Regions from separate parts of the Homo sapiens genome. Here region 2 is linked to region 1. Evidence: read pairs that join two places in POLR2A ChIA-PET (ENCODE). Cell type or tissue: HepG2. All regions are shown on one strand.

Evidence for each region. ChIA-PET counts read pairs that join two places held together with the same protein. Peaks named below come from ENCODE experiments on the same cell type or tissue, not always from the same donor. Only the 100,000 strongest peaks of a DNase experiment are listed, where the experiment ranks them.
Region 2: POLR2A ChIA-PET joins it to region 1 with 17 read pairs; 1 of 35 experiments calls an interaction of 5 or more read pairs at or near these places.

What each region holds. Positions count from the first base shown.
Region 1 is chr14:100,815,593-100,819,592 of GRCh38, reverse strand. No RefSeq gene overlaps it. Among named protein-coding and RNA genes, the nearest start is that of MIR2392, 3.1 kb to the right of the region's middle. RefSeq lists an enhancer at 3,932-4,000. In HepG2, no CTCF peak of the experiment used is centred here; DNase peaks (open chromatin) are centred at 1,242, 2,132, 2,792 and 3,502.
Region 2 is chr14:101,286,496-101,290,495 of GRCh38, reverse strand. No RefSeq gene overlaps it. Among named protein-coding and RNA genes, the nearest start is that of LINC00524, 120 kb to the left of the region's middle. RefSeq lists an enhancer at 1,219-1,754. In HepG2, a CTCF peak has its summit at 1,674 (motif pointing right); DNase peaks (open chromatin) are centred at 1,075 and 1,775; H3K4me3 peaks cover 473 bases.

The DNA.
Region 1 (4,000 bases):
TTCAGTTGAGAAGATTAAATTGGGGAAAAATGTGTGCTGTACTTATGGCAGGCCCTAGCCATATGACATGGAGTGAGGATGAAGAGACCTTCTTGTCTTCCATGTAGTTTGCATTTATTTTGTAAGAAGAAAAATTTTATTTTGTAATTTCGTAAAAGTTAACCTGGCTGGGCACAGTGGCTCATGCCTGTAATCCCAGCACTTTGGGAGGCTGACGCGGGCAGATCACTTGAGATTAGGAGTTCGAGACCAGCTTGGTCAATGTAGTGAAACCCCGTCTCTACTAAAAATACGAAAATTAGCCAGGCATGGTGGCAGGTGACTGTAGTCCCAGCTAATCGGGAGGCTGAGGCAGGAGAATCACTTGAACCCAGGAGGCAGAGGTTGCAGTGAACCGAGATGGTGCCACTGCACTCCAGCCTGGGTGGCAGAGCGAGACTTCATCTCAAAAATAAATAAATAAATAAATAAATAAATAAATAAATAAATAAACAAACAAATAAATAAATAAAGTTTGGCCGGGCACGGTGGCTCACGTCTGTAATCCCAGCACTTTAGGAGGCCAAAGCAGGCGGATCACCTCAGGTCAGGAGTTCCAAACCAGCCTGACCAACATGGAGAAACCCCGTCTCTAATAAAAATACAAAATTAGCCAGGCATGGTGGCACATGCCTGTAATCCCAGCTACTCTGGAGGCTGAGGCAGGAGAATCGCTTGAACCTGGGAGGCGGAGGTTGCAGTAAGCCGAGATCGTGCCATTGCACTCCAGCCTGGGCAACAAGAGTGAAACTCCATCTCAAAAAAAAAAAATTTAAATTTAAATAGTTAATCCAATATATCAGCTAGGTCCATGAGCAAAGGCCTGTGCCATGGGTGCCCTGCTGCCCTTCCCTTCCCACAGATGTGGGACAGTCTGGGACAGACTTGAATGCTTCCTCTGAAATGCCTTCCAAAACAGCTGCGCCCCTCTGTGGTTTTGGGGATGGGCTCTGCCAGTCCCCATAATCGGTCAGAGGGAAAAGAGAAACAAGCATCCCCACTCCCAGCCTTTTGGCTGAGCCTCACTGGCCATCAGCAGCCTAGGCTGGCCACCCTAACACAGCCACCTGGCCCCTTGCCCTCCCTCCTTGTGGCCAACAAGGGCTGGGTAGGGTGCTCTCTTCCTACTTAGGACTTCCTGTCTCAGAGTGTGGGATCTGAGATGTCATTTACAAGCTCAGTGGGAAAACAAATATTCCAGATAAAAATATTCCCATGACACTTGGCCTGCCCCTGCCGTCTTTCCTGTGGCTCTCTTGTTCCTGGTTGGGGTGGGGACTCTGCAGCCTGGCATGGGACATTTGGCAGTGAGGAGGCCATGAGGCAAGGTGGGTGAGAACACAGGCTCCCAACTCAGACAGCCTGGCTTGAATTCTGATACCACCACTTGACTTTGGCTGGGATCCTTTCACCTCTCCTCAATTTCTCCACCTGTAAAATAGGGATAATAGTACCTACCCCCACCCCCCCACCCCCGGGTGTTGAGAAGGTTAAATGAGACAGTAGGTGCTCAGTAACCCAAATGGCATCCTCCCTCCTCCTGCAGAGAGCCCCCGCTGCCCCAAGGAGAGCAGGCCTCACAGTGCCACCCACTCCACAAGAATGCAGAGCTCAGAACCTTTACATCGGGCTCCTGTTTGCAGGAACGGCTCCAGGCCTGGCTGACAAGGGCTGTGAGCCTCTCTGGCCTCCACCACCAGCCTTTCCTGGGAATCCCAGGCCGGGGTAGTGGAAGATTCTCAGAGCAGCCGAGGCGCCCTCCACACCAGCCCTGGTGTGCACTTTCTACAGCCATCATGCCAACACGTCCTGCAGCCTTCGCCCACCCAGAGTTCATTTCCTCCCATTTGGGGTAACTTCACCACCCCAGGTCACTGGACAGGACCGAAGGTCACCAAAGGTCATCCCGGAACACCGCAGGTCACCTTGGCTCTCAGTGCTTCATCCAGAAACCTGAGTCTACCCCCCATACCCGTCTACCGAGCCGCCAGGGCTTATGTTGTGCAAACGCTGCGCCCTCTGAGACAGGGGCTCAAATGTTCAACATACCCTTTAGGTGTTTGCGGAAAGGATGAGCTCAAAGACGCCTGCCTCTAGGTAAACGGAGCTGCCCTTGCACATGTGATGATAAGGAAAAGCAAACGAAGGCTGCCTTTGAACGGCCTTTTTGCTCCACCAGCTCCCAACCTAAAGCTGCCTTTGCAGTCGTGAACTGTGGGGGGATGGGGGCGTGGAGGTGGTGGGGGAAGGACAGTGGCCACTAGCACCCTGGCCCTTTGAGAAGGGTCCTGCCCACTTCGCCCTGCCAGGCCTCGGTTTCCCCCCTGCAAAAACAGGAAAGTTGATATTCATGCCACAGGCTTGCTCTGAATACAGACTAAAACAGACTATTTTCTTTTTATTTATCTTTTTTTGGGACGAGATCTCACTTTGTTGCCCAGGCTGGAGTACAGTGGTGCAATCATGGTTCATTGCAGCCTCAAACTCCTGGGCTCAAGCAATCTTCCTGCCTCGGCACCCCAAGTAGCTGGGACTACAGGCGCTTCCCACTACATCAAGTTTTTTTGTTTGTTCGTTTGTTTTTTAAGAGACAGAGTCTCTCTATGTTGCCCAGGCTGGTCTGGAACTCTCAGATTCAAGAGATCCTCCTACCTCAACCTCCCAAAGTGCTGAGGTTACAGGCATGAGCCACCACTCCTGGCGACAGACTATTTTCTAAAAGCCTCACACGTTACCCAACTAAATAGGGATGTTGAGGGTCAAGGTCCAGGGCTGGGGAGGTGGAACTCTGGAGTAGGGAGCACAGGGAACATAGGCAGGGAGGCCAGGCCAGGCACACTCAGAAGAGGCTGCTTCAAAATACACCAGCAGAGCATTTGCACCTTTAGCCTGAGTTCTGGCAACTTTAAAAGACAATTCCAGATTGTCTTACTTATCCATTCATTCATTCCATTCAGGAAGTACTTCCTGGGTGCCTAGGGCTGGCATTATTTTACATGCCAATGGCTAGGGATAAAATGACAAGTGATGGGTCAAGCTCCCTGCCTCACTGAGCTCAGAGCCAACAAGGGAGCTGAGCTGCACACCTACTGTGTTCAGGCTGCACTCTGCATGCCTCTGCTTAGATGTTAGATGGCTAGCTTGCTCAGCCCAGGCCCTGAGAGTGAGTGAACGCTCTCCCTGGGAAGATGAAATGAGAAGTAAGACGCTGTCATTTAACCACAAGAGAGAGCCCGTGGAGGTTTGGGATGCCCAGGAAGAGCTGGCACCTCTCACTTCGGTGGGAGCATCAGGAATCTGGGCCCATATCCCCTCCCGAGAGTCTGGCCTTATGTACATTTCCCAGAAATTCTCACTGTTTATACTGAGGGGCCTCCCCGGAGCAGAAGTCATTCAAATCCTGTTTTCAGCTGTAAGTCACTTCCTGCCTAGCTTAGGGCACAGGCATCTCAGAGCATTGAATGTATGGCCACGTGGCCACCCCAGAGATCCAAGCAAAACTGTCTGGTTGCCCAGCCTCAGCTGTTCCTGAAAGGCTTGAGTGTGCAATCCCGGTCCCCTGCTTTGGAGTTACACAAAGGGCCCTCCCGTAAGCCCTGAACAGCAGGCATGACTCAGGCCCAGACTTAGGGCTGGTTTCCACAGCCCATACCGGGGCCCTAATTTGGAGAAATCTGAGTGGACCTAGGCTGAAGATCCCCCCTGAGGAGGTCAGGAAGTGGCCAGGGGACCTTATATAAGCTGACCTCTCCCACCAGGCTGGGCAGGAGGCTAGGGTGAGTGTAGGGGCAGGAGGTAGAGGGAGGAAGATGAGGGGAGAAGGTGAACGGGCTAAGGTCTCCAGCGCTCCCTGGTGAGACCTCTCCAACTCCCGTTTCGGTAACCGCTTCTCTGGCAGGGGTTTCCGCAGGCCTGCCATCCTGACCAAAGGGGAAGAGCACGTCCACCTGGAATGGGAAGG
Region 2 (4,000 bases), 470 kb before region 1:
TACAGGGGGGCATGGAGTGATGGAGCCTACGGGGTCAACCTGCTGAGAGGCAGCTCCAGGACTTAGAAGTCAGCCTCTGGGCTCCCAAACCCCGTCTTCTTTCCATTAATACCCCTGGCTTCCCTTCTCTTCCCTAGGAGTGGGGGGCAGTGACCCGTGATATTTCCAGTTTGTGCACAGTTGTGCCTGTGTGTGTGTGTGTGTATGTGTGTGTGTGTGTGTTTATGTATGCGTGTGTGTGTGCATGCATGTGTTTGCCAGTGGTAAGGACAGAAAATAAGTGGCTAGTGACCTCCTTGGACACCTACACCTAACTCCGCAGCCTTCGGTGACCTAAAGAGTCAGTCTGTGCCTGGTGGTGGTCTGAGAGCCGCTAACACAGTCACGTTGCTGCAGGCCTGAGCTCATGTTCTCGTTCCATCTCTGCGCCCTGGGAGGAGAGTGGCCACAGCACTCCAAGTCTGTTTCTGCAGCTGCAGAATGAGCTCAATAGTGCCTACCTTGCAGGGCATTTTTTGAAAATGGATAATTACATGAATAGGTCACACACATAGTAGGTCTTGGTAAATATCCCTTTTCATCTCACATAAGAACTCTCCAAGGGCAGCCTGATGACAAGGTGGTCTCAGCGCCATCGTGTTCCATTTCGTGGCGTCTGGAACCAACACTTAAGCAGAACAGCACATCCCACTTGTTTACATCTCTGATACCACCACCTCCTTTTGCTAATGGGCTTCGGTTTTTCCTTTTCTTATTCTCTTTGCCTAAAGGCAACAACGCTTGTCTTTAATCAGCATAAGGCAATTTAGTACCCCTCACATCAGCCTGCCAGGAAAAATGAGCCATTAATTTCCTGGAGGTTCCAAGAACACACTTTTATTTGTTATACTACAAACACATTGAGGCTGCTGTGCCGGAAAAAAAAAAAGAAAAAAGAAAACTACGCTAAGTCCCCTGTTTGCCCAAGGTGACTCCGTAAAAATTAACTGCAGTGTTCAAGGCTGTCTTTCCTCTTTGTGACACAGCTGATGAACTTAGGTGTGATTCGAAGAGCAAAGTGCAGGTGTGTTTACCACCGTCGCTCTGTCAGGGAATCTGTTTCAACTGTAAAGGGATGCGATGCGGTTGTGCAATTTTCGGCCTGGGAACTGCATAGGTAAATAAAAAACAAGACGCGGTGTGAGTTTGGCTGTTCTTTTGCCCGCAGTTGGCTGTGGCCTTCTCCTCATCTTCACCATCCCTCCGGCAGTTTCCAGTAGAAAATTCTGGTGAAGGCGCTGGCCGTTCTTGCAGCGTTTCCCAGGATACGTTTGCCTCTCGCCCTGCTGAAGAAGATATCCTGGGCAGGTGGTCCTTTCATGGCTGTTCCTCACGGACAGTTCACTGCTCTGCTCAGAGATGTGTCCTGCCTCCCTGCTGACGCCACTCTGGGGGCCTGGGTTTGCTGTGTCAGCCAGAACCTCCACTTGCTGTTGGGAGGATCTTGCACCTGCCCCACACCTACTCTGTGGGTCCCGAGACCTCCCTGCCATTCCTTGGAGGGTCTGTCAATTTCAGGGTCTGGGGTCTGAGCAAGGGAAAGTGGGGAATGCCACTGTCCAATTTTTGCGCTGCTGTTTGGGTCTGGCAGTAAATCATTGAAGAGTCAAGGCCGAGTCCACCAGGGGGAGGGAAGAGGCAGAGAGGCCAAGGCCCATCTTCAGCATGAATGAATTGGGAGCTGGCCTTGAAATCAGAATTGGGTAATCACCGACATTCCTTCCTGCTACTGGGGGTGGCCATAGCTGGAGAGCTGCTGTGGGTGGCTGTGGACAGAGGAGAGGCTCAGAAAGGGGCCGGAAGCAAGCGACGCTCCATGTTGTGTAATTATTGTCCAGACTTTGATCTCAAGCGACAGGGTCCTCGGGGAGCTTGCTGCACTTGATTTAGGAGTCTGTTCTGCCGTCTCCCACCGCAGACTCACAGCGGCTCCTCCTGCAGTGTGAAAGAGTGGTGCTGACTCTTCTAGGATACAGTAACAGGAATGGTTGTTCCTGTCATACGTGAGGCTTCCACCTCCTCTCCAGGGGAGCAGAAGAGGGCTTCAGGGTGGGGCATCCCTCCAGCAGTGGGGGCCACACCAGTCAGCGCCCTTCCCAGGGGAGCACCCTGGGCCCCTGAATTATGCTTCTTGTCCCCACCACTGACTCCTGGGGACCCCGTGTCCACTCCAAGCTCCAGCCTGGCTCCAAGGAGGGAGCCACGTGAATAGAGTCTCAGTACACTGTAGGGTGTCCTGCATGAGAGGCAAGCTCAGGCACACGCCCTTTTCATTAATTCAGCAGAAACAGGAACATACTCTTTTCATTAATTCAGCAAAAACAGGCACACGCAGGGAAAGTGAAGAGAAAATAAGGACAGAGCATGCAAATGTAATAGCATCAAACCTGCCCTACTTCCCGCGCACACCAGCAGAGTGCTTGACTGTTCCTGGCCATCTCCTTGCCTCAGGTAACTCTGCTCAGCAAAGCTTCACAGGCCTCCATTCATCAATGTGGGATGCCAGGGACATGGAGGCTGGGATTCGGAGTGGACATTGCTGGGAGCAGATGTGCTTCAGGCATGCCGGGGATGTTCCTGGAGCTGGTGAGGGGGCGCCTAGTCCAGGCTGGGGGAAGGCTGAGTCCAGAAGCCAGCTCGGGAGGGTTGAAGTGAACTATGAGGTAGCAATGCCTTTAGGAGAGAAACTGGGAGGCTGGGGCTATCCTCCACAAAGAAAATGGGATGCTCTGGACCAGAAGAATGTCTGCAGGTACCATCATTTTGGTTTTTGCTAATTTTTTATCATTTCTTCACTCATCATTAAGCAGGGAGATTCTGTATGTGTCTGCCGCAGAGCTGGGGACACAGTGACTAGCCACCAGCCCTGCCCTGAGCAAGGAGCACACAGCCAGTCAGGGCTGCGTCCCTTGGCTCGTGGCCTCTTCCTTCATCTTCAGGGTGGCTGCTGAGTCTGAGGGTTTGAGTCCTTCTCACATCCCCTCCTGCCTCCTTCTTTTACATTTAGGGGCCCTCTGATGACACTGGGACCCACTAGGGTAATCCAGGATAATCCCCCTATTTTAAGGTCAGCTGATTAGTGACCTTAATTCCATCAGCAACCTTAACTCCACCCCTTGACCTACAAGCAACATAGCCACAGGTTCCAGGGATCAGGATGCAGACATCTTTGGGGGGACATGATTTTGCCCACCATAGCTTCCCAGAGGGGCTGGCATCTAAACTGATCCTGGAAGAGCGCACATGAGCTTGCTGGGTTCTGCTGAGGCAGCAAGAGGACTCTCACCACTAACAGAGCAGATCTCTTATGTGTCCTCTTGGACATTTGGAAAGACTGGTGCGGTGGGGCGGGGAGACATTAGAAATGGGCTGGTTTTTTGAAAAAGGAGACAAGACCCGGTAGAGATCAGCATGAGTCGGGGGTGTTACAGCGAACACCCAGTCCCTACCATGCCCATGACATTGGCACCATTTCCAGCAGGCGCAACCCCACACAGACCTCGGGGCAGCAGCCTGCTGGGCAGAGAGAGCTTGTCCCTATTCTGTATTTAGGCACAAGAGAGGATTCGGGGAAGGCAGCCAGATGTGCGAGCTGATGGAGACCATGTCCAGTCGGGCTTAGTCCGGTTCAGTCCAAAGGCATGCACTGTACTCTGAGGCCATTTCAAATGTTGCCAAGACCCCTGGGTTCAAGCCAGAAGGAGGACCTCTAGTCAGAGCTGGGGGTGGGGGTGGGGTGAGGGCAGTGGGTATTGTTGTAATTGTTTCAGAACATACTAAGTTAATTTATTTGTTTTGCCTTGTGCCTTTTAAACAGGCTTTCATCATCGAATGTGTTTTCCATCTCGTCCTGTCGCACAGGTAGGAGACCTTGTATTGTTTACTCCTGGAGGCGTCTCCTCCCCATAGCCCTGTTTAGTCGGCTGGGCAGGGAGCTCGTCTTTTTACAGCCTGTGCTTTG